Regions from separate parts of the Mus musculus genome. Here region 2 is linked to region 1. Evidence: chromatin loops called from intact Hi-C (ENCODE). Cell type or tissue: heart. All regions are shown on one strand. Each heading gives the region's core, and the rest is flanking DNA. Links, peaks and the distances in the headings are about the cores only.

Region 1 (15,340 bases), core at 3,458-11,457:
AGCTAATCTCAGTAGAAGCAGTCTGAAGGCTGTCAGCATCTAGGGGGAGAAAAGCTACTATGGGCATTTTCTGTACAGCTGTCAATATTCACACTCAGACCCAAGGAAGCCTTCGCCATCCTTCTGAGCTTCACCCTGGGTAAGCTTTGCCATCTTCCCATGGGTCTGGGGCATTTCAGTCCTGATCATGGGTGTGCCCATATCCACAGCACGCATCCACTCAGGACTTCATTCCCTCAAGGACTCCTCTGCTCCCCACGGAGGGAGAGAGGGGAGGGAGAAAGAGGAGAGAGAAAGTAGGAAGAAAAGAGAGAGTGGAAAACAGAGGAGAGAGGGGATGCCGGTGAGAGCTGGGGGCGGGGAGCAGGAGAGGAATGGGGCTGGAGCAAAGGCTGGACTAAGGCAGTGCAGAGCGTTCGTTGCAGCGAGCACCCTGAATGCCAAGGCGGCTCTCTTGCTCCCACAGCCCTTCTTACCTCCTCGTGGAAGAATGGAGTAGATGCTTCTGCTTTCCCACCACCTTTCAGGAGCATCACACATTCCCAAACAAGCATGTGGAGTCTGCCCTGATGAACCATTAGCTCTCTCAGTCAGTCAGGGTCTGGTCCCCTCCCTGACCCTGTGGTGAAGGACATTCGTCCCTGTGCACGTGGGAAAGAAGAGGCCACAATAGTGGCCCCAGCTCTCCCTATGGTCCAACTCTCCTCTTCCCGAATCTCTGATAGTGTCAGGCTGTAGGCATATCTTCAGGAGCCGTCGGATTGCTGTAGGACACAGGAGGTCCAGACTTGGCAATGGGCATTAGCCCTATCTCAGGCGTGAGCCTCATGTCTGTCATATGGGCAGGTGATGAACCTGACCTATGCCTAGCACACATGGTCTGTCCTGTGAGGCTGTCACATCCACGCTGTATGGCCTCCAGCTTATTTTCTCTCCTTATTGTCTCCTCTCCCATCCAGCTGTCCCTAGGTGAGGCACACCCATGTGCTTTGTCCTTTTGTCTGTTGGGCAAACACAGTTGGTAAGATTTGCACACCTGCTCACCAGGCCTGCAGGTGCCTGGGCCAGCTCCAGCTGGGGAGTATCTGCTGGTGGCCAACGGTTGTTTGTCTCCTGTGTGTACACACAGGACAGCTGTTGCCCAGCTCATGGGGGGGTGGGGTACCCGGTTGACCTTTCTGGAATAGCTTTTCCCAGACATTGAAGGTGCCTTACTCCTGCTTGCACAAATTCCAAACTCCAGGGTCTACCTTTCATAGCCCAAGGTCACTGCCATCTCCGGATCCAGATCACCCTGAAGGCTCAAGACTCTGCACCCTGCCCACCCTCTCTGCTGACAGCTTCCCTGTCTTTGGAGCCAGCCAATCATGGACCGAAACGGTTTTAAAAGGCTGGGATTTGGTTCAATGTGGCAGGATACTGGGTTCTACCACACAGCACAACATAAGTCGGGTGCTTGGGAGACTGGAGGCAGGAGGATCAGGAAATCATGGTCATTTTGAATACATAGTGCGTTCAAGGATAGCTTGGGCTGTTTGAGGCCCCTGTCTCAAATTTGTTTATTATTTATAGATGTGTTTTATAACTTTAAATTATGTATTTGTGTGTGTGTGTGTGTGTGTGTGTGTGTGTGTGTGTGTGTGTGTGAGCGAGCTGGCAGGCATGTGCATGTGTGAATGCAGGTGTCTGCTGAGTGTAGAAGAGGGCCTGGAACTGGAGTTCCAGCAACCACACTCGCCATGGGTGCTGGGAAGAACAGGACTCTTAACCTGTGTGGGCTCTCCTGACGTCGCTTTTATATTTACATGGCATCTGTAGTGGATATGTACACACTTTGTCTCCATCACTCTGCCCTGAACAGTACACACTAGCAGCTATTGGCACACCATCGATGTCAGAATGCAAGTTGTATGTAGCTGCTGCTGACAGACGGCAGGAGGACAAGATTGGGTTTTGTAGAGAGGACTTGAACACCTGTGCCGCAGGACCAGCATGGGTTCGGGAAGCAAGCTCCTGGGGACACTGAGGGACAGCATTTGTATCATGGTCCCTTGGTAATTCTGTAGCTTAAAATGAAAGCCTGCAGGTCCCTCTATAGCTGGTGGTGATGTCCTGGGTGATGGTGTCCTGGGTGATGGTGTCCTGGGTGGTGATGTACTGGGTGATGGTGTACTGGGTGGTGGTGTCCTGGGTGGTGGTGTCCTGGGTGGTGATGTCCTGGGTAGTGATGTCCTGGGTGGTGGTGTCCTGGGTGGTGATGTCCTGGGTGGTGGTGTCCTGGGTGGTGGTGTCCTGGGTGGTGGTGTCCTGGGTGATGATGTCCTGGGTGATGGTGTCCTGGGTGATAATAGGTTGTGTGTCCTTCGGGGTATACCATGTCTCCTTTCTACTGAAGAAGGGTCCAGATGCCCAGTGAGGGCTTGCAAGATGCAATGCACTTTTCTAAGGAGTACTTGTTCCTAGGAATGTTAAGGAACGTTCAGTTTATCTATCATCCACTCCTTTCCCTCCCCTTTTTGCTGGAGACAGAACCTTGCATGTGCTAGGCAAGGGCTCTACCTTTGTGTCATGTCCCTAGCCTCTCACTGGGGGAAATGAGGCAGGCCTTCTGCTACTGAGCCATGATCCCTCTCTCCTCCTCTTTTCTGTTTAACGCAGGAAGAGATAAATACTCCACAGCACACTGCACCTGTGAGAGTCTCATCTGTAAGGGTCAGTAAGGTTAGTTAGCAGGGACAGACCATTCTGTCAGTGACTGGAACATCACAGCGAGGGATCAGTGAGCCTGAGATCTATGCCTTCCGCCCAGTTACACGTCTGCAAAATAGCTGGTGTTTCTTAAAAGAATGGTACTCTTTTTTTTCAAGGACAGTAGGTGCGGGGCAGTGGGCACCAGGAAAATAAAGGGAGTGGGGGGGCGACTTGAGTCCCACCAGAGTTCCAGTGCTCTAGGCGGGTAGATGCGGAAGGGCTGCTGCTTGCTTTGCACGAGGCCCCAGATGAGTGGCTGTGTGAAGCCACTAAACCCCAGCTTGGCGGATGGTGGGGGGTGGGGGCACAGTCCTAGGTTCCAGGTTTTCAGCCTTGGGCATCCCAGACACCTTTGGACTGTGGAAGAGCTGAGAACAGAATAGGAGTCCCAGAGGGCTGCTCAGTCAGCCCCCAGGCCAAAGGGAGGAGAGGAAAGGGGGAAAGGGGGCGCTGGGTGGTTCCCACGAGAGCAAGAGTCTTTGGTCAGGTCCGTGGCTGGAGCATAGGAAGGCCTTCCAGCGGGAGGTTAGACTTGGCTCATTAGAGGAAAGCTATCCCATCATTCAAGCACAGCGGGCCTTGATGAACAGAAACAGTCTATGGTTTTGGAGCTTTATTGTAGAAAGGCAGGGAGAAAGAGAGAAGGTAGAAAGAGAGAGAGGCCAGGCATGGCCACATTGGGGGGGGGGGAATAGAGAGAAGAAGGGCTAGAGAGGAGGAAAGGTGAGAGCTTAAAGAGAGTGAGGAGGGGCCAAGCAGCCCCTCTTATAGTGGGCTGGGCTATTTTGTTGTTGCCAGGTAACTATGGGGAGGAGCATACCTGGCTACAGTCAGGTAACTGTGGGGGTGGAGTCTAGCCAGAATGTCAGGATCTTGGGACATTGTCTGTGTGACTGATAGTCACACACCTCTCCTGTGGGGGATGTGGGGGCAGTAACTTCGACAGGAGCCAGGGGTCCGGGAGACATGATTGAACACCTTCTGTCCCATGTAGGTGGAAATCACCACCCATTGGATCCCCCGGGGTTCAAGACCTATGCTCGACTGGAGACCAGGCTGTCTGTGCACAGCCGACTGCCCCACAAGTAGGAAAGTATTTGGCTCAATCACAAAAGCCTTCAGAGATGCTCACAGTACAGAGGGAGGTTGCAGGTCAGGATCTATTAAACCCTACAAGTTCCAGGATTTGAAAAGAGATTGGAGGGTTCCTGCACTTGTCACACAATTACAATGGAACTTGAGAAAGAGCACAACAGGGAGTAGGGAGGCCTGGCTTCCTGCAGTGGGGACCTTGCGATCGGGCTACTTGCTTCTCTGAGATTATATGTACAGAAAATTCATGGATGCTGGAGTCGCTTGTGTTTGTGTGAGAAACTTCCTAATTGCATTCTTCACTTGTGCCAAATTTCCAGTTGATTCTGAGAACTCTGGGCTTGAAAAAAAAATGCCATGAGAAAGGGTGGATTCCAAGCAGCAAGTATCACATGTCCTGAGAACTAAGAGAAGTCTTCCCTGTGGTCTGTGACACCTTGTAGGCTCCACTCATGTTCTCTGCTCCTCTCTTTGCTCAGTTGTTTTCCTGGGCCTTTGCTTGGTCTTTGAGCAAACCCCACACAGTTCTGCCTCAAGGCCTCTGCTTATACTGTTTCAGGTGGCTGGAAAGCCCTTCCTTCAAATACTGCATGATTTCTGCATCACCTTCAGGCCCCCGCTTGGCGGTCCCCTCCACAGTGGCCTTCTCTGGGCTCTATTTAATATGTTGCTGGATCACCCAACATGTCACATCAACTCTTCATTAAAGGCTAAACTGAATGCCACATGAAATTAGTATATTCAAGTGTAATTCCAAGTACCTTCAAATGGCTATATTTGGAGAAAGAATCTGTTAAATAGGTAATTTATGAGCTGGGGATGTAGTTCAGTTTGATGTAATACTTGCCCAGCATGCACAAGGCATGATAAAACCCTATAATGCTATAATAAACCCTTTCTGCGAGCCCCACATAAAGCCAGATGAGGCAGCACACATCAGTAATCCAGGCTCGGGAGATCACTGCAAGCTGGGCTACATGGTAAGATCGCATCTTAAACAACAGCTTCCCCTGGCCTGCTGGTGTTCTGCACTCACTGTGGAGAAGGACCGACCAGCAGCTTCAACACAGGCCAGGGCACACAGAGCCCCCATGGGCAGGGGAAAGCTTTCAGTGCCCATGGTTGAGTCTGTACTGAACACCCACATGTGATTTTCTTCCTAAACAATAGAGTGTGCCAGCCACATTCACACTCTAGGTGTCCAAGGTCACCTAGAGAGACTTTGGCGTCTGTAGGATTATGTCTCCAGTCTCTGTAAGTCTGTGGTGACAAATAAAAAAAGCCAGGCTGACAGTACAGGCCTGTCTGCCATACCAGCTTTTCAAGAGGCTAAGGCAGGAGAATCACAAGTTTGGGGCCAGCCTGGGCTACAAGAATAAGTTTCATGACAAACTTGGCGAAACAGAAAGTGAAAAAGAGCTGGGAGTCGAGTCCTTGCGTGGTGTGCTCCGACTCTGCCTCCATACTGCAAGTAAATAGAATTAAACCAAGGACAAAGTAACAGATTAAAGAGCTGGCATGGTGGTGCGTATGTATAAGCCTCGCACTGTCCAGGCTCAGGTAGAAGATTGTGAGTTTCAGCCTAGCCTTGGCAGCAAGGTGAGACAGCCTCAAAAATTAGTAAAATAGGGACTGGAGAAATGACTCCGTGGCTAAAGGCTCTGGCTGCTCCTGCAGAGGACTGGAGTTCACACCACACCCACATAGTGGTTAACAATGGGCAGGATCCCATTTCAGGGGATCCAGCACCATCTTCTTACCTCCCAGGGTGTGTACACAGACAATGCACAGACTGCATGGAAAAACACTCGTGCACATAAAAAAACAGCAAAATCGGAAAGGTATAGGATGGCTCTGTGGGTAAAGGCCACTGCTACCAAGCCTGATAGCTTGAGCTCAGTCTCTGGAGCCCAAGGATGGAGGGAGAGAACTGATGCCTACAGCATTGTCCTCTGATCAGTACAGATGGCCCACGGCACACCCATACACCCATCACACACACACAGACACAGACACACACACACAATTTAAATAACAACAAGAAGAAAATAAAGGGCTAGGGGGATAGCTTAGTATATTGGGACCTGAGTTCAATCCCTAGGGTGTGTGTGTCATGTCGGGGGTGGGGGTGGGGGTGGGGACAGAGGCCAGGCATGGTGGTACAAGCTAGAATCATGATGCTGGGGAGGCAGAGACAGGCAGACTAGACTAGGCTCACTGGTCAGCTAGCATAGTCTACTCTATTCCAGGCCAGTGAGAGACTCTGTCTAAAAAACTAAGGTGGTAGCCCCTGAGGAATAGCACCTAATGTTGATCTCTGGCTTCCGCATACATATATGCACATACCAGTGCCCCATGCACACTGCAAACACATGAATATAATAAATAAAACATCGAGACAAAGAAACTAACAGACAGGCTCTCGGTGTGCTTTCTAACTACACAGGAAGCAGATCAGGACCAGCCTCTTGGTCCAGTGCAACTGAGTTTGAACTTGCCATCAGGGATCTGAAGTCCACTGGACGCAGGTCCAGAGCACAGAAAGCAAGGGCTTTAGAGGGTCCACTTTGCAGAAGGGAGCATCTAGATGTGAGAAAGCACCCCTCCCCCACCCCTCCCCACCCCACCCCAGTTCGATCTGGAGCTAGGTAGTTCTATTGCTTAGCATCAGCCACACCCTTGCGCCCTTTCAACCCATGGCCTGTGTTGCCCGGCAACTGCTAGAAGTGTCTTTCCTGCCCCCCAGTTGCCAAGGGAATACTCAATCCTGGCAGCCGGGCCTGGGGCGCTGAACTTCCGGGCGCAGGGTGGGGTGGCCTCTGCTGTTCACACCTGCTCGCGCACAGCCCTGGCCTCCCCTCAGTTTCTCTCACTCTGCTCTCCTTGTCTCCTCTCTCCCTCCAGTTTCCTCTCCTGGGATATCTGAGCGAGGCCCATGGATGCCGAGGGCCTCTTGGGGCTCTGACCCCATGCTTTCTCCCCTCAGTCATGAGCTCCTGCACAGCCCAAGGTACCCAGGCACGGACTGCACCCTGGCAGGCTCATCCAGGACTCTGCATGTCCCGTGGTCACAGCAGATGAGCGGAAGCCTCGAGGGGCCAACTCTGAAACGGCGTGGTGGCGTGGTGGACCACCGGGATGTCATCTTGGCCCACCAGGCGCACAAAATGCACAGCACCCCTCAGGCCAGAAGGAAAGAGTGGGAGTGAGTATTCACGGGGCAGGCTGTAAGGGAGCTGTGCGGGGCTTGTGGGCCAGCCAAGCCTGAACTGGCAAGCTTCAGGGGATAGAATGCGCTGATATGGTGTGGGTGACTCCAGTTGTCCCTTGACAGTCCATCAACCCTCTGCCTTAAGGTTGCCTGGAATACTCTGAACCGGCTTTGTAAAAGACCCGGATCCCTTGTGCGCAGTGGAGCCAGAAAGGACTGGCAGAGGGGACAAGTGCTTTCTCTGGGGACTTGGGTAGGGTGCGGGGAGGTGGGGCATGTTGGGAAAGGCTGGGAAATTCTGCCTTCAGAGGTACTCTGGCCCAGCTGTGAGGGAACGAGCTACGCTGATAGCTAATGGGAAGTGGTTTGGAGAAAGGTTCAACTACAAACAATCCCTTTGCCACTGCATCTCTAAGCGGATTGCTAGGGCTTAATAACATTTTATTTCAAAGGTGTAAAGCTGGGGTGGTTTCCTGGGCTGACACTGATGGCTGTGATGTACCCATGAGTAACAGCAGGAGCCGCTGATGCTAGCAAGACAGGAACCAGTTTAAGTCCCTCAGTCTTCATACCCTGCCATCCCAGGGAGGCTGCGTGTGTGTGGTCACCCTGCTTATCTGCAGCTGCCACTGTTCCTGGAGAAGGGGAAGCCTGTGGGTGCTGATGGGCGGGAACGAATGCAAGGTGGGCCTGAGCACGTCTGGTAGGCTGGATGTGAAGCAGGCCTACTTGAAGTGCCCTCTGAGGTAGTTCCTAAGGTTATGGCTGGATGTGAAGCAGGCCTACTTGACGTGCCCTCTGAGGTAGTTCCTAAGGTTATGGCGACACCTGGTGGTATGTCTGAGCATCTATGGGCGGCGGCAAACTGACCCGCGTTCCTCACCCTTAGGTGTTGCCATGTATCCGGCTTTCCTCCCATGCATGTGTCCACCTGTTCACTCAGTATGTCTACCCATGCATCAGTTACCCCAACCATATGTCTTCCCACGTTCGCCTACTTTGCCTCTCCCTCCTCCACCCACACACTCACTGTCCAACCCATCCAATCCGTCCTTCACTAGTAACCAAAGCACCTAGATTGTGCCTCTCCAGGGCTTCTCCCCACCCTTCCTCTTCGGTCTCTCCGCATTCATGCTCTTCTTGCTTTTTTTTCTCAGAAGCAATGAGACCTTTAAAAGGTTGCAATGAGTATTCGCACAGACTTTCAGCAAGAAGATTCCCCGCCGCTCCCCCCCCCCCCCCCCCCCCCGCCTTTTGGAGACAGGGTTTCTCCGTGTAGTCCTGGCTGTCCTAGAACTTTCTTTGTAGACCAGGCTGGCCTCAAACTCACAGAGATCCTCCTGCTTCTGTCTCCAGAGTGCTGGGATTTAAGGTGTGTGCCACCACCACCTGACTCAGGAAAGAAACTTTTAGGGCCAAGAAAGTGTTTTGTTTTGTTTTTGTTTTTTCTTTTTAAGACTTATTTATTTATTTTATGTATGTGAGTACACTGTAGCTGTACAGATGGTTGTGAGCCTTCATGTGATTGTTGGGAATTTAATTTTTTAGGACCTCTGCTCACTCCAGTCAGCCCTGCTCGCTCAGTCCCTGCTCGTTCCAGACCAAAGATTTATTATTATAAATAAGTAAACTGTAGCTGACTTCAGACACACCAGAAGAGGGCGTCAGATCTCATTGTGGATGGTTGTGAGCTACCATGTGGTTGCTGGGATTTGAACTCAGGACCTTCAGAAAAACAATCCGTGCTCATATCCACTGAGCCATCTCACTAGCCCAAGAAAGTGGTTTTTGTAAAACACATTTTAATAGATTGTATTTATTTTGTGAGCAAGCACTTGGAGAGCGGTGTGGGGTGGTGTGGATGTGGAGGTCAGGTATTCTAGAGTATTCTAGTCAGGTATTCTTCCACTGTTTTCTACTCCTGCCAAGAAGACAATTTTTCAGCACATCCCTGGGTATTTACTTTGTTTATTTATAGATATATTCTGCTAAACATATCATGTGAATTAAAATGGAAATGGGGATATCCATAAAATATATAGTATTTTGAAGAAATTTTGTTTGTTGCTTTTGAGGCAGCAAATTTTCTTTCTATTCTTTTAAAAAAAATTCTTTTTCTCTTTTGTTTTTTTCCTCTCTCTCCCTCCCTCCCCCCCCCCTCTCTCTCTCTCTCTCTCTCTCTCTCTCTCTCTCTCTCTCTCTCTCTCTCTCTTTCTTTTCTCTTTTTTGGAGACAGGGGCACTCTATGTAGGCCTGGCTGTCCTGGAACCTGCTAGGTAGGCCAGGCTGGCCTCAGCCTCACAGAGCGCTGCCTGTGTCTGCTTCCTGCATGCTGAGTTATTGCTGGAAGTGGATCCTGATGCACGGGCAGGTGTTACCTTGTGATCCTGCAGTCTCTGGATTCCAGGCCTGAGTGCCAGGGTTAGCACTGACTGTCAACTTGACAGAATCTAGAGTCACCAGGGAGAAGGGCCTCCCGGGGATTGTCTTGGCTTTGTGGACTGAAATGTAGGGTCCTCCCCCTGCAGATGGCTTCCTTTCTTGACCTTCATGGGTCCCCAAACTGTAAAAAGGAGAAAGCAGACAGAGGGCCAGCACACAGGCCTCAGTCATCCCTCTCTGCTCTTCCCTGGAGGTGCAGTGTGAGTGGCTGCCACAGACTCTGCTGTGGCTTCCCCTGCAGCAAGGCCCTTATGAGCAGGAAGCTTAGAGCAAGCTTTCATTCTCAAATGTCCTCAGAGCACTTGTGGTAACTGGAACGAGACATTGGCTCCAAGTTCAACTGCAGCTAACCTCCTGCTGTGGACTTTGCCTTCCCTCTGGGTTCTTCTTTGTCTTATTCTGGACATGTTCAGTGCAGTATAAGTTGCTGGAACCCCACAAGTCTATGATCACATTCAACACTCACTAGGATCTTCAGGCTCAGGCCACAAGACCATGCCCCCCCCCTTATTTTCTGAGAATTTAAAAGCAAATCTCAGCCCTTAACTGCCTTTATAAACTTCAGTCCATCTCTAACGCACACGACCTGATCTCTTTGGGGGGTGGGGATGTGGGTGATGCTCTGTGCTATGTTTGATCATCAGCTCTGTTTTTATGATGGAGAAGTACACAGAGCACACAGCTGAACAAGCAGTGGCTTCAGAAACATCAAAATCCAGACCCAGATCTGGAAGTGGGTCCCTTATACAGCACTGGCCACTGGCCCTTGAGGCTATTGATCTAGGAGCTCCTAGGAATGGAGTCTCTGAGTAGCCATCGCTCTGACTAGATCGTCTGTGCTGTGGAGTAACCATATCAGGACGTCCTTACTGGCTCTCCCCTCCCCTCTTCCCCTCCTCTCCTTTCCCCTTTCTTCTGCCTCCCAAGTGCTGGGATTGCAGGTGTGTGCTACCAGGCTGGGCTAAAGTTCCCTTCCTTTGTGTGTGGATTTGTCTGCCTCGTGTGTGTGTGTGTGTGTGTGTGTGTGTGTGTGTGTGTGTGTGAAGGTGAACCTCAGGTGTTCTTGTCTGATCAGGAATTTGCCAAGGCTGGTCAGGCAGGGAGCCTCAGGGAGCCCATGACCTCCCAGTGCTGGGATTTCAGGTGTGCACCACTATGCCTGGTCCTCATGTCCGAGAATTGACCACTGAACCATCCTCCCAGTCCATCTTTCTCTTTTAAGGCTGAGTAATATTCCTTTGTATCTCTAGACTGTTGCACCTCTTACCTGCCCACCTAGCAATGGGACTCATGCTGGCTCCCTTCTGTGTATGAAGCCACACTAAGCATGGGTATACAAGTGTCCCCTCGGACACCCCCTTCAGTTCTTTGGAGATTATATTCTAAGTCAGAATTGCTGGAATTTCAGGTTTCACTAAACTTTTCTGTTGTTTAAAGCCCTCTCTGCTCTCCGTTTCCCTTGCTCTTCCCCCGGCATGGTAAGCCCACTCCTGCCATCCCAGCAGCTGGGAAGTGGAGGCAGGAGGATCAGAGATTCAAGATCATCTTCAACTACATAGAAAATTTCAGGCCAGCCTGGTCTGCAGAGCAAAATCCTGTTTTAAAGAAAAACCAAACAAAACCCCCCAAAGACCGGTGCTGTGTCTTGGTGAAGCACTGGCCCAGCTTGTACTAGGTCCTGTGTTCTACCCCAGCACCACAGAAACCCAGGTGTGGTGGGTGATGCAGATCTGTAAGTCCAGCATTGGAGATGCAGAGGTAGGAGTTCTTGGCTACATAGAAAACTGAAGGTCAGCTTGGGCTATGAAATTTTGTCTCAAAAAACAACCCCTCCTCCAACTGAACAAAACCAAACCTCTCTCTAAAAACATAAAGAGATAAAGGGGTTGTTGAGGCAGGCTAAGGGTTTGCTCAGTGGTCATGAACTCTTCCCAATCATAAGGACTGGGGTTCAGATCGCAGCACTCCCCTCAGGTGGCTCACAAATGCCTGTGACTCCAGCTCCAAGGGATCTGGTCTCCAAGGGTATCAGTGAGCACACACACACACACACACACACACACACACACACACACACACACACACACACACACTCACTCACACACTCAAATCCTTTGTAAAATAAAGGAAGGAAAGAAGGAAGGGAGTGAGGAAGAGAGAAAGAAAGAGGGAAGAGAAAGAGAGGGGAGAGGAAGGAGAGGAGTGAGGAGAGAGGAGAAAGAGACCCCCAGTGGGTCCTACAGTGTGTGCCTGGGTTATCTGAGCTGCTTCTGTGGTCCTGTGGCTGAAACTCCCCACCTGGAGTTTCACCTTGGAGCTAAGGAGCAAGGTTAGCCACCTGGGCAATGACTGAGATCCTCCATCATCAGTTCTGGCTACCCTTTGTTGACAAGCAAATTAGATCAGTACTGTTTGGTGTCTCTTAGGATGAGTGGAGTCTCTCCTTCCCTCCTTTTGAGACAGGGTGTCAGTCTACAGCCCAGGCTGGTCTGGCACTGAGTGACCCTCCTGCTTGGTACCCAGTGCTGGGACTGCAGATGTGCCCCCAACGCCTGATTCTGTCTAGTTTTCCCACCACCCTTTGACAGCCTCACTGTGTAGCCCAGGCAGGTCTTAGATCCTCTTACCTCAGCCCCTGGAATGCTGGCATTATATACACAGCCCACCACACTCCACCAGCTCAATAATTTCTTACTCTTACAGGAAACTATAGAAGAAATAGAATCTTGAAACCATATCTGTAAGCTCTTCAAGGATATAGGAATTAATTCTTTTAACGTTTAAAAGTATTTATTTTATATGCATGTCTGTGTGCCATGCTTATTCAAACCCCAGAAGTTCCCAGCAACCACAATGGCAGCTCATAACCATCTGTGACTTTAGCCCCAGGTCCTCTGGAAGAACAACCAGTGGTCCTAATCACTGAGCCATCTTTCCAGATCTCTCTCTCCCCCGCCCCCACTTTTTTCTTAAACTTGCATGGATGGGCTGGGGATAGGAGTGGTGGGGTGCTGGCCTAGCATCCTTGCAGCCTGAGGCTCCATCCCCAGACCCTCCAGAAAGCTCCACTGTTGCTGACTCACTCTCTGTCTAGTGAAGCCTGTGATGGCCACCAGATCCACATGTGCATGGGAGCCTGAATCCACCTGAGCTCACTGAGAAATGAGGGAGAAGCCGGTGAGCTATGATAACTATCACTTTAGACATACCGCAGGGAGCGAATAGCTGAAATCCTTTCTTTTAGCTGTTTTCAGGTGATGTTATTACTAACCTGTGCTGCAGACTCACAGCTTCCAAGGCTGCAGTCCATGCTCACCAGCTTCAGTTTCTGGGCTGTATTTGTGATGAGGCACGTCATGGTGTGTTGCATATGGTGAGGCAGAACTCACTGAGAGGTATTCTGGGAGGAGAGAGGGATCGGGGTTCTAAATCCCTGTTGGGGGTCAATCCCCTGTGACTTCAGTTTCTTCACTAGACCCCACCCCTCACTGGTCCCATCCATCACTCCCGAACACCAGCACGGGCTTCAGCATGTAGCCTTCGGGGCTCATCTCAGCAGTCCAGACTTTAGGAGTTTTATGAGTACTTACCTGGACATTCACGGTCAGTGTGTGGAGATGCATATGACTGCAGATATGTGTATGTTTGCATGCAGGTGTGTGCTGAGCCAGAGGACAACCTTGGTGACCTTCCCCAGGTGCCCAAGGAGGTCACCAGCAGACCTTGCGGTGAGCTCTGCCTCACTTCCCAGAGGGGGGCTTTTTAAAATTTAAGTCTGAGAGACTTAAATTAAAGATTTATTAAATTAAATTAAAGATTTATTTATTTTATTTATATGAGAACACTGTGGCTGTCTTCAGACACTCCAGAAGAGGCATCAGATCCCATTACAGATGGTTGTGAGCCACCACGTGGTTGCTGGGAATTGAACTCAGGACCTCCGGAAGAGCAGTTAGTGTTCTCAACCGCCAGAGCCTTCTCTCCAGCCCGCAGGGAGCGCTCTTAACTATGAGCCTTGTTGGTTTAGCCCCAGCACACACTGCCTGCCACTGCTGGAATTTTACATTGGTTCTCAGGTCCTAAGCTTGTGTAACAAGCGCTTTACTGTGTGAGCTGTCTCCTCAGCATCATCCCCCTTAGTGTTTTTATGAGACACCATTTCCTTACTCCCGGGAACATTTGGCGATAATTTTACCTCAAACAGCGGAACTGTGTGTGTTTGTCTGGCTCCCCGTGTTGAAAAATGCATCCTTTAGAACCTTTTAGGAACTGCGTTTGCGGACCAGTGGTTTAGAACCGCCGGGTTCCCGCTTGAAGGTTCTGTGGCAGACCACCAGGAGGCGCTGTGGTCCACGAGCTGAGCAGGTACCAGGCCTCAGAAGCCGAAAACGCAGATCCCAGGTTGTGTCTCCTGGCCTTTCGCTTCCCAGCTTTAGGGAGCAGTGTTCTGAGACACTGGTCGCAGAGCCCTCAAGACGTCATTTCTCACCATACCAGTCCTCACACAAACCAGTTCTTTTTAAATGCGAAATGAATCTGGTAAAGATCAGTTGCAGGCAGGCTAGCTGGGCTTTATGCACAAGTTTGGAGACCTGAATTCAATTCCTGGAACCTGTGTAAATGTGCCAGGAGCGACACGGTTCCACATTACCGTCTGAACCCTCTCTGCATGCTGTGGCTCAGGTGTGAGAGCACTCACATACACAATAATAATAAAGGAAAAACTTCCAAGATCAATTGCAAGGGATTGTGGCTGTCTTAGTGGCTGGACTCTCGCCTGGCATGTGGACAGAGTTTGAATCCCAGGTCTATCAGGGTCTACGCGGCTGACCCTGAGAGCGGAAAACCTCGTCCTCTCTATGGTCTGGTTTCCTTGTCTGTAAAGTTGAGACAGCGATAGCATCCAGCTCTGGGTGGCAAACATTTCCTTTTGTTCGTGGGTCTATACATGTTTGTGCGTGCAGGCGTGTATACACACGTGAGCATGCATGTGGAGGTCAGAGGTCAATCACAAGCATAATTTCTCAGGAGACCTCCACTCTGGTTTTGTTTTGTTTTGTTTTGTTTTGTTTTGTTTTGTTTTGTTTTAGTTTTTAAAGAAAGGTCTCTCTCTGTAACCCTGGCTGTGCTGTTCACTATGTACACCCGGCCGACCTGAACTCACAGAAATCTACCTGCCTCTGCCTCCTGAGTGTTGAGATTAAAGACATGTGCCATTTATGCCTGGCTTCCACTCTGGTTTTTAACACAAGTCTCTCATTGGGTCCTGGGGCTCATCATTAGGCTAGCTGTCTGCTCTGCAGCCCCAGCAACCCTGGGATCCTCCGGTCTCCCCTCCCCCTCCCCCTCCCCATGCTAGGGATACAAGGCTGCAAGATGTCTGGCTTTTTCCATGGGTCCTGGGGATGAAGCTCAGGTCCTCATGCTCAGAAGGCTTTCCGCACTGATTCTTCTCTGCAGCCTCAGGCGGCAGCTTCTCTACAGTGTGGGCTCAAAGACACTTGGCGTACATTCTCTGTACCAGGCAGAAGGGACAAATGGTCTCAGGGCCTCGTCTCCATAAGGAAAAGAAAAGAGATGAAACCTGGCTTTTAGACAGGACCTGCTTAGGAATCAGAACGCTTTCTTTCTATTCTTTCTTTCTTTTTTTTTTTAAGGGAAGGAAGGTTGAACAATTCTAGCCTAGTTGATATTAAAAAGAAATAGGTCTGGTCCCAGGGCGCTGCTTCTCCAGTGCAGCTGGCTGGCTTGCAGGGCAGAGAGACCCTCTTTTTGTCCTTTGAATAGTGGCCTTGGCTTCAAGCCACAAAGGAAGGTCTACAGAGGCTCTGGGGTGTCCCTCCC
Region 2 (15,340 bases), core at 3,883-11,882, 350 kb before region 1:
CCACGTCCTCCCGGGAGCCACTGGCAGCGGAGCTCGGGCCGGCCCCTGCTCGCCTCCCGCTGGACTCTATGTTCAGCCCCATCACTGACCAGCTCCGTTACCTGCTCAGGAAGGCGGATGACTTTCAAAGCTACTTGCTCTACAGGTGACCCTGCACAAAGGCCGAGGTCCCAGGAACAGGAGGACAGGCTGTGCAGCCCACAAAGGCCAAAAACTGAACTCAGGGCCCAGAGATACAGTATACGAGTCTAGCTAATTAGGAATACATTTTACTAGTGCACCAAGGGCTGTGAAGAATTGAGAGGCAGAAGCAGGCAATGTATAGGCCTTTAGGGTAGCAAAATATTTTTTCTTTTTTTCTCTAGAACTTTGATTTTGGTTGGTTGGTTGGTTGATTGGGCCCATATTTTTCTTCTTGAGAGAAGGTCTCATTCCGTTCTGGTTGGTGAGCCTCCTTCCTCATCTTCCCTACCAAATTTGAAACGCTCTCTTAGCTTTTTAAAACCCTGTTTAATTCAGGTAACCAGGTTCCATCTGCATCAACTCTAGTCAGAGAACTTCTGGTATGAGAGGCCACCCTCCACTCCCAAGGAAAAATGCAGTGTCCTGACAAGTGGAAAGGGCTGGGATGTCTTCGGGAGGCTTTCTGAGCGAGCTTCGCTCTACAGTTTTGAGAGAACTTGGTTGTATATACCCCCAAACACACTGGGGGTGGAACTCAGGCAAGCATTCTGTCTGCCACAGAGTTGTGCTCCCTGCCCAGGTGCCCACACTTTAACAAATGTTTCAAAGGACAGATGCAGGTGGTTCTGAAAGACAACGGAGAAAGACTTGGCATTTGGGGGGGGGGTCTTTCTCTTGGGGAAGCTTTTCCTATGCTGAGCTCCAGCCTCTCACACCTACTTCAGCTCCCAGCCCCCCTTTTTAAAAAATGTTTAATTTGGGGGTATTGGAACCCAGGACTCTGGCGCATGCTATGCACATGCTCACAGCACTGAGAAAATTTCATCAGGGTTCAGCCCGGGATACAGGTGGAGGAGGGGCACCTAGAGATGAAAGGGGAGAGATGCCACATGAAGGCCCCTTTCTCCCTTCAGCAGGGACCGAGTACAGAAGGAACAGCTAGCCAAGGCCATGCCCACCTTCTTAACAATGTGTGAACCATACTTCTTATACCTTGAGGCTGCAGCAAGGAGTGTCCCTCCCATCTATGGAGCCCTGCAGGAGTTGGTCCGGAAGGGGGTGTGTATAGTAGCTCTCTTTCCAGGCCCCTTTCACCTTTAGACTCTGCCTAGGGGTAAGAGGGTTGCTTCTGGCTGACTGCCTGAGGTCATGAAGTCCCACCTTCCATGCAGTTGCTGGAGATCTCCCAGCAGCTAACACTGCGCTTGGAACAGTTAGTTCTCATGTATGCCTCCTTTGGGTTCGTGGACCTGGAGGAAACCAACCCTTTGAGGTAAGTGGGCAGGAAACGGGGCTGTGGGGGGATGGGGTCCAGGGCCCAGCTTGCTGTCCATCCTCCTATCTCCCGCTAGCATCTCCTGCTTTTTCTGCGGGAGGTTCTCCATCAGCCCCTCCCACGACGTGTCCATCTTCCGATACTGCACACCAGCTGCCTATACTGCCAGTCACTTCCCAAGATACCTCTATAAGAAGATGCGCTGGAACCTGGAAACCACCACAGAGGCCAGCAGCCAAGGAGCAGACTCCCATGTGGATTAGTGAGTCCCCTTGTCAAAATCAAAGTCCTCTCCTTCCTATACCGATTGCCAACCTGAGCCTGCCTATACACCACCACCAAAGAGTGAAAAGCAAGACAAAACTGAACGCCTTCTGCAGTGCTAGGGTAAAACCCAGGGCCTTGTGTATGATTGATCAGCACTGAGCAACACTTTGAACCTTGGTTTTCTTAACTCCACCTTCCCGTTAAAATAAAAGTCCTCTTCTTAGCCAGGGCTATACAGAGAAACCCTGTCTCAAAAAAAAAAAAAGTCCTCCTCTTCAGATTAGGCCACTAGGGAGGAAAGTCCTGAGTACTGAGTCACATTCCTACCTGAGAACTTGAGGCAACTTCTGATTTGAACTTGAACCTCACCCCCAGAAGTAAAGCCTTCAGCAGAAAAAAACTAAAGTACTGCTTTTCCTTCTGATCTCTTCCTCTCAGCTACTTCTTGTGTTATCGAGATACATGGGAGGATGCAGGCCAGGGACCAGCCAATTCCTGCCCCCAGATCCAGAAACTCTGGTCCATTGGCCGATGGATGCCCCTAGGACCAGCAGAGGATGATCTTGACTCGTGGTAGGATCCCAGTCATGGTGATGCGGGCTTAAGTTCGAGGGAGGGCAAGACACCCTCACCAAAGGTTGGAACTCAAGTGACAAAGTTTCCACTGTTAATAGGGAACACATTTTACTGTGCTCTGAAGGGTGCTTTATGCAGACTAAACAACAATCCAAAGAGATGTGGATTTTCACAAAGAAAGCATGTTTTCAGAGCAGATAAGTCATTCTCTCAGGGAGACAACAGCCAGAAAAGTGTTTAGTAGCCTCAAGTCCAGTGCTTCAACTCCAGAGTTTGTCAACAGAGGAAATTCTTTCCCTTAGGGTATCCCCCACCCCTAGTTGAAACAAAGACCCTCCCAGCTGAGGGGCAGAGGGGCTCAGGTCCAGAGTTGTTTCTATGCCCCCAGGATTTTGTGCCCACAGCCACCCGGGGACTACCAGCAGCTACTAACCATCGGCTTCGAGGAGCCGTCGCATGTGCTGGCCACCGACCTGCTGGTGCAGATCCTCCTGGGCCAGGCAGGCCCCGCCCGGCCCCCCAGCGCTGCCGGGCCCGCGGCTTGGGCAGCCCCGGCATCCTGAGTCCCAGGAGAAGGCGCCAGCTCGAGCCTGACAACCCCAAACTCCAGGCAGGAAGAGGTGCGGCTGCATAGAGTACGGCCCGGCATGGGCCACCGAATACCAAGTGCGGGTAGACTTTTCTGTTAATAAAATAGCAAGGTCAGAGGTTCTGTGTCTTGTGAGCACCGCATCCCTCCCCTGGGGGTGGGTGGGCCCCGCCCACCGCGAGGCCTTGTGGGAAGTGTGGTCCGCAGACCTCGCAGAGTGTGGTGCACATGCGCAAATGCACATGAGTCGAAGAGGGAAGTAGCGGCTCTCGTCAGCAACCGGAACCCAGAAAACAAGTTTCTGGTAGCAGGAAAATTCTAGGCCCACTAGAGGAAGACTTAGACCCACGCCCGTCTTTTGGTTTTTGGTTTTTTAAAATTTTTTAACCCGGAAGTGATTCCTATCCCTCCCCCACCCTTTTTTTTTTAAACACAACTACATTTCCCGATGTACCCTAGGAAACTGCAGGGTATCAGTTTGCAGAGTGGAATCAGACTTTCCCTTCCAGCTTTTGGGGTGTCCGAGTCAAGCTGGTGATTGTCTTGTCTCTTGAAGAGTGTCTGGAGAGTCCTAGGGGGCTCTCTCAGCCCCACATCAATCTTGGGCTGGTGAAGGATACTCTAGCTGAGAGAAATGAGCCCTCCTGCTTCCTGAGACACCAAGCCTAGACTGGAACATGGGCCTTCTGAGCAAAACTGGCCCTGGACAGGAATGGGGTCCTTCCTCCTTTCCTGTGTCACTCTGAGATTCCACAATCTCTACAGTGAGAGGTCGATATTTGGATCCTAAAATTTTTACACTCAGAGTCAGAATGTGAGACTTAAAAATAGAGACTCAGAGATAATAATTTTTTGTTTGTTTGGTTTTTTTGTTTTGTTTTGTTTTGTTTTGCTTTTTCGAGACAGGGTTTCTCTGTATAGCCCTGGCTGTCCTGGAACTCACTTTGTAGACCAGGCTGGCCTCGAACTCAGAAATCCACCTACCTCTGCCTCATGAGTGCTGGGATTAAAGGCGTGCACCACCACGCCCGGCGAGATACTAATTTTTATACACCGGGCATGGTAGTGTACACCTTTGATCATAGCACTCAGAGAAACTGAGGCAGGTGGGCCTCTGTGAGTGGAGCCCAGTTCATCTACATAGTAAGTTCCAGGACAACTGGGGGTGGCTATGTATAGAGGTCATATCTCTTTTAAATATATATATTTACTTATTATTTTATTTCTCTGCTTGCTCAGGAGGCCAAAGAGGGCATCAGAGATACCCTGGGTCTAGAATTATAGATATTTTGTCAGCATCCATTTGGGTGCAGGAAACTGAACTAGGGTCCTCTCAGAGAGCAACCAGTGCTCTCATTAGCAATCTCTCCCAACATTTTTTATCTTTCCTGTATTTGTTTTTTTAAGATGGAGTTTCTCTCTTGTTATTCTGGAACTTTCTACATAGACCAGGCTGGTGTCAAATTCAAAGATCCACCTCTTCCACCCGAGTGCTGGGATTAAAGGTGTGTGACACCACTGCCTGGATACCTAGCCTAGACTGGCCTTAACCTCCAGCCTGAGCCTCCAGAGTGTGCCACCATGCCTTCTGCTTCTGTAATTCAGTTGATACCGCCTGGTACATACTAAAAATATCTGAAAACTGAGCTAACTCAGGGTTACAAACCAAACCCTTGCTCTTTAGAGAGACTTCTGCTAAGCATTGCTCTAACCATTGTTGAGTGATTAATGTTTTATCCATAGCTTGGATCAAATTAATTCTAATCAAAGAAGAAAGGAGGACTGGACAGATGGCTCAGCAGTTAAGAACAGTGTTGCTCTCCCAAAAGATCAGGGTTTAGTTCCCAGCACCCACACTGTGGTTGACAACTATCTATTATTCCACTTCTATAGCATCCGATACCCTCCCTAGGCACCAGACCCGCACACGGTACACAGACAGACATGCAGGCAAAACATTATGTTTTTTTTTAATTTAAAAATAAAGTGGGCAGCTTCTCCTGAGTGAAACACCACATGGACTCTTTCCTTTCTGTTATCTGTTGGTATTTCATTAGACACTTGGTACTAACTAAGGCCAACCATGCTAGCATCTAATTGTTTGTATGTCAGTGTGTATGTTGCTGTGTACATGCCGTGGCATATATGGGAAGGTTGGGAGAGAACTCTGAGTGTCAGCTCTGGTCGTCCACATTTTTATAAAGTGGTGCCTTGTGCTGTGTCTGCAGACCAACTTGCAGTGATTCTCCTGCCTCCCGTTTCCAATCAGAGAATCTTCAGGGCCATGCATAAACCACAGCTTTTCCAATGGTTCTTAGGAATCTGAATTCTGGCTGTTGGACTGGCGAGACAAGCACTTCACCCACTGAGACATCTCCTCAGACCCTTTATTTATTTATTTATTTATTTATTTATTTATTTATTTATTTATAAGATTTATCTATTTTCTTTAATATGAGTACACTGCAGCTGTCTTCAGCCACACCAGAAGAGAGCATCAGATCCCATTACAGATGGTTGTGAGCCACCATGTGGTTGCTGGGACTTGAACTCAGGATCTCTGGCAGAGCAGTCAGTGCTCTTAACTGCTAAGCCATCTCTCCAGCCCTATTTATTTATTTTTGAGACAGGGTGTCATATAGCTAGGCTGGCCTCAAGCTCTCTATGTAGCTGAGGCTGACCTTGAATTTCTTATCCTACTGCCCCTGCCTCTACAGTTAGATGTATCCTCCACTGTTTAGGTGTAGCTAGGGATTAAACCCCGGCCTGGCTTTCCTTTTCGCCAGGCAAATACATTACCAATGAGCTACATTCCTATCCCTAGACAATAAATCTAAAATGTTTTGGGAGTCCCACTTTTTCTGATTCTTGTCACTTCTAAGAAGCTGTAGAAGTGTCCTGGCATTCTGTGAGAAACACAGTTTTCCAGACAGTTTAGTGTTTTTAGCAGGAATGAAGCATTGCTTGCAGTGTGTCCGTGACTGGCCACTGCCACCCCCCTCCACCCCCCACCCCCCCCACACACACACACCACACCACAGATCTTACTATGTAGAACAGTCTGGCCTTGAACTTAAGAAATCTGCCTGTCTCCACCTCCTAAGTGCTGAGTTGACAGGTAAATATGTGGCCATGCCTAGTCCCACTTGAATCATTTTTAAAGTTTTTTTTTTTTTTTTTCTAAACCTGGCCTGCAGTTCCAACACACAGGAAGCAAAAGCAGGAAGTTTCAGGTTCAAAGCCATCCTGATCCACACAGCTAGCCATGGCAACCCAGTGAGTCTCTGTCTCAAAAGATGTTAGAAGGGGAAAGAGCTTGCTAAATAGTAAAGGTTGGTAGTTTGGTTTTGGCTCAAACGCAGAGCCTTGCACTTGCCAGGGAAGTGCTCACATTTTTGTTTGTTTAATTAAAGGATTTTTTATTTTTAAAAATTATGTGGGGGCTGGTGAGATGGCTCAGTGGTTAAGAGCACTGACTGCTCTTCCGAAGGTCCTGAGTTCAAATCCCAGCAACCACATGGTGGCTCACAACCATCTGTAATGAAATCTGATGCCCTCTTCTGGAGTATCTGAGGACAGCTACAGTGTACTTACATATAATAAATAAATAAATCTTTAAAAAAAATTATGTATGTGGCTAGGCCATGGTGGTACATGCCTTTAGTCTCAGTACTCGGGAGGCAGAGGCAGGTGGGCCTTGAAGTCAGCCTGGTCTACACGTAGAGCAAATTCCAGAACAGTCAGGGCTACACAAAGAAACCCTGTCTTCAAAACAAAACAAAGAAATCCCAGCACTCAGGAGATAGAGGCAAGAGGATCTCTGTGAGTTCAAGGTCAGGCTGGTTCCAGGACAGTCTGGGTATTCAGGTATTCGCCTGTGTATTCCAGGGTGCCAGAGACGTCCAGCAGCTATCTGACCTCTAGGAGCTGGCGCTATGGGAGGTATGCGCCACCCAGCGTTATGTGCTGGGAACTAAAGCTGGATCTGGGTGGGCAGCATCTGTTTTCCAAGAGTTTCTCAGTTTCCTGGCTGTACTGGAACCGGCTCAGTAGACCAGGCTGGCCTTGAACTCAAATCCACCTGTTTCTCTGCCTCCTTAGTGCTGGGATTAAAGCGTGTGCTATCTTCATAGCATGGCAGACACTCTTAACTTCCGAGTCAGTTCTTCAGTCCTGAACTGTCTGTTTCAGTAACAGCTCCAGGGGCTGGAGAGATGGCTCAGTGGTTAAGAGCCATTGCAGAGGACCTGGGTCCAGTTCCCAACACCATCTCTGGTAGTTCACAGCTGTCTGTAGCTCCAGCTCTAGGGGGATCTAACAGTCTCTCTGGACTCTGAGGGCATCTGTATATCTGCACTCTCATGTACATACCCCAACAAACACACACCTATAATTAAAAATAAAGAGAGGTTGCTTGGCAGCTAAGAGTACTTTAGGAGGATCATGGTTCAGTTCTCAGCACTCACATGGAACTCTAGTTCCAAGGGATCTGACTCTCTTCTCACCTCTGCAGGCCCACACATACACATAGGCACACACATATACACACAGGCACACACACATACACACAGGCACACACACACATACAAGCCAACAAAACACTTATACATACAGCATGAATACAAAAAATAAATCTTTTAAAACTTTCTAGGTCACCCTCGACCACAAAGGGAATTTCAGGCCAATATGGGATATACGAAGCCACGGTTTTATCTTTTTTTTTTTTTTTTTTTGGTTTTTCGAGACAGGGTTTCTCTTTATAGCCCTGGCTGTTCTGGAACTCACTTTGTAGACCAGGCTGGCCTCGAACTCAGAAATCCACCTGCCTCTGCCTCCCGAGTGCTGGGATTAAAGGCGTGCGCCACCACGCCCGGCCTTTTTTCTATCTTTTTTTTTTTTTTTTTAAGCCACGGTTTTAAAAGAAACAAGCAAAGATGGTCACCAGAACACTTGCCAGGTCCTTGATCCTTCAACACCACCATTGGTATTTCTTTTTTTAAAATTATCCTTATTTCAATTTATGTGAATATGTGTGCATTTTGTGCGAATGGGTGCCATGTATGTTGAGATTTTCCTGGAGGAGAGAAGTGGACAATGGCTCTCCTGGACATAAGCAGTTGTGAGCCTCCCATGTAGATGCCCGGAACTGAACTCGGGTCATTTGCAAGAATAGCAAGCACTCCTTACCCTAAACCATCCCTCCAGCCACCCCTAGTATGTTTACACTATTGTTTATATCCCTAGAGCAGGAAATACAACTTCATAGCACCTCGGTCTAGCAGCTCCCTGAACACAGAATGGTTTTGGTGCCTATAAAAACTGACATCTGGATACCAGAGTGGAGTCTGTGGGCCGGTGAGCAACATTTTGCGTTCTCACCACCAGGGGGCAGTAGGGCCCTGGCCTCCAAGCCCGGGTCCGCAGTCAGTCCAGAACAAGGAGACCAGAGCGCGTTTTGAATTCCAACATTCCGGCGGGATCCTTGGGTGGCTTTTCCAAACGTTCTTCACCTGCCAGCCTCCGCCCACCCAGACTAAGGAGGACCCAGTAGAAAATAGCTTGCACTGAAGCCCAGGTAAAGGGAGGAGGAGTTTATTTTATGTTTCACTCATAGGTTTTGCAGGGTTTCCAAGGAAGACTAGAGAATTTTATGGAGAAAGGTGGTTAATTCCATAGTCAGTATCAAAGATGGGCTGGATTTCAAGTTGCCATTAAAGAAAGCTAGCCCTTCCCTCTCTAGGCCTTCTGCTGATCTGGAGAGTAACCCTACCCTGGTTCTCCAAAGGGTATGTTACTTCTGTCCGCAGGTCCCAACCTTCATAGACCTCAGGGTCTGCGCTCCTAGAAGGAAAAGGGGAAGAGAAAGAACACCCTCAGGGAGAAGTTTGGCCTCTAGGCCTCCACCTCCTCTTCACTCTCTGGATCGCGTCTAGGACTTTTGAGTTTGGGTTAGAGTGGCGCTCCAGGGGACCAAGAGGCACCTTCTCCCTCCACCCCAGTGCCCAGGTGCTGCAGGGAGGGCTGGGAGACCGACAAGCATCGGAAAGGGAGTCTCCCACCTTCTCAGAGGCCCGTCTCCGCGGAGGCCAGATCACCGACAATTTTCCATCTCCCCTGCTCGCTGTGGGGGAAGGAACACTCAGCCGCGACTGCCCCTCCTCTTGCCAGCTGGAGGATGGCCGCACCCCTTATATACATACAGGTGTGCACCCCTCTTCCCCATGAAGGCCTCCACCCAGTTCTGAGGACCCAGGAACAGGAATGAGGCAAACTCAATGTAGAGAGGCACCCGAGTACTACAGAGGACCCGAGAACGCCAGAAGTCAAGGTTCCAAGGTCTGATGGATGTGGGGATCCTCACTCCAGGAGTGGGAGTGAAGAAAAGAAGGTGAACCCCCAGGAGAATAGTTAAGGGTCTGCAAGCCTACAGATGAATGATCACTGGAGGTGGAGACAGCTGGAGCTCTAGGGCCCAGGGGGACCGCTTACGGGTGAGGCTCGGCGCTGGCTCCTGGACCTCGGCGTCGCCGTAGATGCTGCGCCGCTGCAACTGCAGCTCCCGCTCGCGCTCGCGCACTCGTCGCACCTCCTGCTCCAGCAGTGACGGGGCAACGAGCGGTGGCAACTGCCCCAGTACCGGACAGCCGTCCTGAACGGCGGGGTGCAGCCGGCCTCCGGTCTCTGGCTGCCTCTGCAAGCCAGCGCCGTCCTCCGCCGCAGCCTCAAAGAAGCGCTTGAGTTCGTCCAGCGGCTGCGGCCGCCGCCGGGCGCTAGGCTCCGGAACCGCGGGGCTCGCCAGCGCCGCCTGCCTGTGAGCCTCGCGTTCGATGTCCCGTTGCATCTTCGCGCCCGCCCGAGCGCGCTCCAGGGCGCGCGGCAGCGGAGTACCGGAGCCGGGCCGACTGAGCACCGGCCGCACGCGCAACTCAATGAGTTCCTCGCCCGCGCGACCGGGACTCAGACCCCGGCTCCGGCGCAGGCTTTCCTCCCGCTCGCAGCTGCGGCGGATTTCGCGCTGGATGGGCGTCTCCATCTGCAATTCCGCCGGCGCCGGTTTGGATGCCGCGGGCTTCGGTAGAAAACACACCTGGAGGCCTCTGAGCCGAGACAGGGGCACAACTGCCCCAGTACCTCCGTTATACTAGTGCCAGGCGGCCCAGCTGTGGACCGCCCGGGCGCTCGGTCCGGTGCTCAACTGGCACCTGCGGGACCTGGCTCTCTGGCTCCAGAGTCTGCAAGTGCTCCTCTCCAGAGGTTTCCAGGACCTCACTGCCTCCCCCAGCAGCCCTCGGTGCCCTGGCTCTGCGGCTCCCGGAACACGTAGCCTTCAGGCGACCCCAGGACTCCACTCTCGGACACCCGAGGACATGGATGTTTGGAGTTAGGCGCCCTTTGAAAATTTTAGTTCTCAGAGCCGAATTGAGATGCCCAAATAGGTAGGACACGGTGCCCTGTGCAGTACCTGTAGTTACAGCCGCCGCCCGAGGTTCATAGGCGTCGCCAGCACTCTTCTTTGACCCGCCTCTGGCCTCCAGGAACATCCCCTGGGGGCAGGACTGGGCACCGCCCCCGTCACCTGCCAGCTGGATTCGAGTGGCCCTGGACCCGCCCTATGGGCCAGGGCGCCTCCACTGCTCTCCGGATTCCCGCCACCTGAACACACGGGTTGACTGAAGGGGTGGCTTCTTCGGAAAGGGCTTCCCTGAACTCACTACCCAGGGGGTATGTGTCGCCCTTTCCCTCTGGTACCACGCTGGCATTCTGGGGTCTTTTTTTTTTTTTTTTTTTTTTTTCATCACTTTCCGGAGACCTGACCTCTAGCGGAGCGCCGCGCTGATCGCTGAACCACGGCCTCCTTACAGAGTGTTTCCCCGGTCGTCTTTCGCTGACCTCACTAGTCTAGGTCAGCAAGTGCCAGCCTGCGGCCAGCGACACCACTCTCCTTCCCCCCGCCCCCTATCCCGTGATCTCCGGGCCTTCTCTGCACACTGATCGCTGAGGCAACACAGCTCGAGTCCAGCCCGAGGGTCGCCCGGGGCCGCCGCACTGGGTGCTGCTGCTACCCGGGGCTGCTCAGCTCTGTCTGGTTTGCAGCGGCGCTGCCGCCACTCAAAACCCTGGGGCAGATTCCCCACCCCCACCTTCCAGAAAAGCCCGCAAGGCATTGGCAGCCAAGTGTCCAGCTAGAATGAGCGGTGTTTGAGGGCACAGACATTACAGGACTTCCGGGCCTCAGCCGAGCAATTGTGGCTGGAAGGCGGTCAGCTTGGACCAGTTTGCCCAGGAGGCCCAAGATGGGGCAGAGGAGCCACCGGGTTAGCGGGAGGCAGTAGCGACCTTTGTCTGGTGCCCGATCTGTGTTTCGGGACAGGGTCGATGACCCAGAGTGAGGGCTAACCACTCGTAGAGACATTTCCACTCGCCCTTGTGGAACCCGGCTTTCACAAAAACCGGCCCACCCTGTGTTCTATAGTAACCTAGAAGAAAGAATTGCCTAAAGAAAATGGAAAGATTAAATGGGATTAAGAGAGTGGTGGCACACTCCTTTAATCCCAGCACTCAGGAGGCAGAGGTAGAGGTGTCTCAGGCCAGCCCCTATTCTCCGTAATGAGTTCCAGGACACCTGCATTTCCAGATCTTGCTTCACCAAAAAAGTAAATGGAAATAGAGGGCTACACAATCCCAACTACTTGGTCACCCTTTTCAGTCTGTCCTCTCTTACAACCAGCCTCAAACGGTGCCTCCTCTTGGGTTGGAAAGATGGCTCATCAGTTAAGAGCACGGGCTGCTCTTCCAGATGACCAGGATGGTTCACACTATCTGTAACTCTAACCTTATGGGACCTGACCTCCTCCCAAACCCAGGCACTGTCCCAACATGGTGCACAGATACATGTGCAGGCACATGGCTGATACACATAAAATAAAAACAAATAAATCTTTAAACAAGAGTAAGTTTAAGGCCTGGGATGATGGCTTGGTTTTAAAGTGCCCATGTACAGGACTGGGGACAGACAGGAGGACAGGAGGATCCATGGAACCCCCTGGCACCTGGTCTGGCCTCATAGATGAGCTCCAGGCTCAGCCAAGTCTCAAAAACTAAGGTGGAAGCCGGGCAGTGGTGACATATACCTTTAATCTCAGCACTTGGGAGGCAGAAGCCAGTGGATCTCTGAGTTTTGGGTTTTTTTTTTTTTTAAGATTTATTTATTTATTTATTATATGTAAGTACACTGTAACTGTCTTCAGACAGACCAGAAGAGGGCGTCAGATCTCATTATGGATGGTTGTGAGCCACCATGTGGTTGTCGGGATTTGAACTCAGGACCTTCAGAAAAGCAATCAGTGCTCTTAACGGCTGAGCCATCTCTCCAGCCCGATCTCTGAGTTTGAGGCCAGCCTGATCTACAGAGTGGATTCCAGGACAGCCAGGGCTACACAGAGAAACCCCATAAAACCAAAAAATAAACAAAAGACCTGAGGTGGAAAGTGATAAAGGAAGACTCTTGACATTGACCTTTGTCTTTACCTAGTCAGGGACACACACACATACACATACATAAACACTCATACACATACATACACACTCATACATATACATACACACTTTTACACACATACATACATACACACTTATACACATACATGCACACGTACACATACATACACATACATAAACACTTATACACATATATACACATACATACACACTCATACACATACATACACACTCATACACATACATATACACTCATACACACATACATACATACACACATACACATAATACACACACATACATACACAAATACAAACACACTTATACACATATATACACATACACATACATACATACTCATACACATACATACACACACATACACATACATACACATGTACACATACATGCACACATACACACGTACACATACATACACACACATACACATACACACTCATACACATACACATACATACACACATACACATACATACACACACATACACATACACACACACACTCATATACATACACACTCATACACATACATACACATGTACACATACATACACACATACACACATACACACACATACACATACATACACACTCATACACATACATACACACACTCATACACACTCATACACATACATACACACTCATACACATACATACACACTTATACACATACATACACACACACACACATACACATACATGCTAAGGACCAGCCTTGGAGAGGAACCCCCTTGGAGAGGGGTTCTGAGGAAGGGGTGTTTGGGAGCGGCAAACACACACACGTGCGAGCACACACACACACGCACACGCACACGCACTGAGGACGTGACTCAGCAGAGGGCTTCTCTAGCATGCGCAAAGCCCAGGGGTCTGTCCCAGCACTGCTATGGTGGTGCATCCATGCCTGTGATCCCAACACTTGGGGTAGAAGCAGGAGAGCCAGAAACTTATCTTTGACTATGCAGTAAGTTTGAGGCCAGCCTGGGAAGCTGCTTTAACAAATACTTTGTGTCTATGAGGCATGGTGTACTTTATCACTTCACCTCATGGCTGTGGTCTCTCAGTCCAGGCCCTTGATGCCCAAGCAAATGACCCTGCTCCATCAGTACCTATGACTCTCCCTCTCTCCCTCCCTCCCTCCCTCCCTCCCTCCCTCCCTCCCTCGGGCAGACTTGGTCCTCCCTGCCCTTTCCCATCTGGCTTCATCTGACTTGGGCACTGTTCCCTTCTCACACTCTGGTTCATTCACTGATGGCTTCTACCAAGGTCATCATGGAAGAGATGGCAAACAGGGCATTTCTCCTGTGATTCTCCCTCAAACCCACTGGCCACCTTCAACCACACACCAAGCAATCTCTAGGGATGGGACAACAACTGCGTACTGCTAATCTAGGACACTGTATTATGTGAAAGGTGGGGGTTCCTTCATTTAGCTCTGTGGTTACTCTTTCTATACTTTAGTTTTAGTTTTGGAGATTTTTATGAATATGCGTGTGCACACGGATTTATTTGGATGACTGCTGATGCCTTTGGGTCTTCTGGAGCCCAAGTTACCGTCATGAGCCACCTTGAATGGGTACTGGCACCAAACCAGGAATTTTTTTTTCGAGACAGGGTTTCTCTGTGTAGCCCTGGCTGTCCTGGAACTCACTTTGTAGACCAGGCTGGCCTCAAACTCAGAAATCCGCCTGCCTCTGCCTCCCGAGTGCTGGATTAAAGGCATGTGCCACCACTGCCCAGCTTAAACCAGGATCTTCTTAAGAGGAGTTTCTTTTTTTTAAATGTGTTTTATTTTCATTTATGTGTAGGTGCCTGTTGGAGGCCAGAAGAGGGCAGCAGATCCCCTGGAGCTAGAGTTACAGGTGGTTGTGTGTTGCCTGACAAGGGTGCAGAGAATCGATCGCTGGTTCTTTGTGAGAGCAGTGAGCACTCTTACCACTAAGCCATCTCACCAGATGTTATTTTTGTTTTGAGACAGGCCTCACTGTGTAGCCCTTATAGGCCTGGTGCTCAACACGCATACCAGGCTGGCCTTGAACTCACAGAGGTCAGCAGAAGCCTTCAGAGTGCCGGGAGTAAAGGTCTATGCTACCATCCCCAGCTGTTGTTTGGTTTTGTGGTGTGACACTGTTCTTGAGGAGACATGAACAAACATTTACTCACCCCAAGTATGGAACCAATGACAGGCCAAAGTAAGGAGACCACTAAAGTCCATTGTGGTGAAAACAATACGTTTTATTTGGGTTACTTAGAAGAATATGGATGAAGAGTTAGTTACAGGAGCAGAAATGACGCGAAGACAGCTGCATTACTGAAAAGCCTAACACAGCAATGGTGACAGCTCAGTTTCAGAGGGTTAAAGTCCATGACCATTATGGCAAGGATCATGGTGGCAGGCAGACAGTGAGAAAGAGGGAGGGGCCGGGCGTGGTGGCGCACGCCTTTAATCCCAGCACTTGGGAGGCAGAGGCAGGTGGATTTCTGAGTTCGAGGCCAGCCTGATCTACAGAGTGAGTTCCAGGACAGCCAGAGCTACACAGAGAAACCCTGTCTCGAAAAATCAAAAAAAAAAAAAAAAAAAAAAAAGAGAAAGAGGGAGGGAAGGAGGGAGGGAGGGAGGGAGGGAGGGAGGGAGGGAGGGAGGGAGGGAGGGAGGGAGGGAGGGAGGGAGGGAGGGAGGGAGAGAACTAACCGGGAATACTATGGACTTTTAAAACCTCACACATCCCAGCCACAGTGACATACCTCCTCCAACAATGCCACACCGTCTAATCCTTCCCAAGCAGTTCTGCCAACTGGGGACCAATATTCAAATATATAAGCCCATGGGGGGTGCATTCTTATTCAAATGGTCACACTCACTGTTACTAAAATTACTTACCTTGGGGGAGATATAAACATAACCTACACCCTTCCTTCTTTGTCCC

Evidence for each region. A loop is a pair of places that touch in the nucleus more often than their neighbours do. Peaks named below come from ENCODE experiments on the same cell type or tissue, not always from the same donor. Only the 100,000 strongest peaks of a DNase experiment are listed, where the experiment ranks them.
Region 2: a loop joins it to region 1, with 12 times the contacts of the local background. A loop is called at or near these places in 9 of 42 quality-filtered maps.

The regions. Positions count from the first base shown.
Region 1 is chr8:84,350,078-84,365,417 of GRCm38, forward strand. It overlaps a transcript of Cacna1a not described here. Among named protein-coding and RNA genes, the nearest start is that of Gm23626, 23 kb to the right of the region's middle. In heart, for the core only: a CTCF peak has its summit at 7,886 (motif pointing left); a DNase peak (open chromatin) is centred at 7,884; H3K27me3 peaks cover 3,946 bases.
Region 2 is chr8:84,001,761-84,017,100 of GRCm38, forward strand. It overlaps Misp3 (MISP family member 3), which reads right to left and starts at 9,960. Exons shown (of 3, transcript NM_001291292.1): 1 at 9,381-9,960; 2 at 8,951-9,012; 3 at 8,468-8,732. The coding sequence starts at 9,924. The coding sequence ends at 8,718. It overlaps Mir8111 (microRNA 8111), which reads left to right and starts at 3,868; the gene lies at 3,868-4,004. Mir1199 (microRNA 1199) reads right to left here and starts at 9,873; the gene lies at 9,755-9,873. It overlaps 1700067K01Rik (RIKEN cDNA 1700067K01 gene), which reads left to right. Exons shown (of 6, transcript NM_183097.3): 1 at 1-145; 2 at 1,101-1,242; 3 at 1,356-1,456; 4 at 1,536-1,721; 5 at 2,165-2,299; 6 at 2,691-3,009. The coding sequence ends at 2,865. In heart, for the core only: CTCF peaks have their summits at 6,846 and 10,615; DNase peaks (open chromatin) are centred at 8,311, 9,721, 10,443, 10,931 and 2 weaker places; H3K4me3 peaks cover 2,564 bases; H3K27ac peaks cover 2,031 bases; H3K27me3 peaks cover 3,281 bases.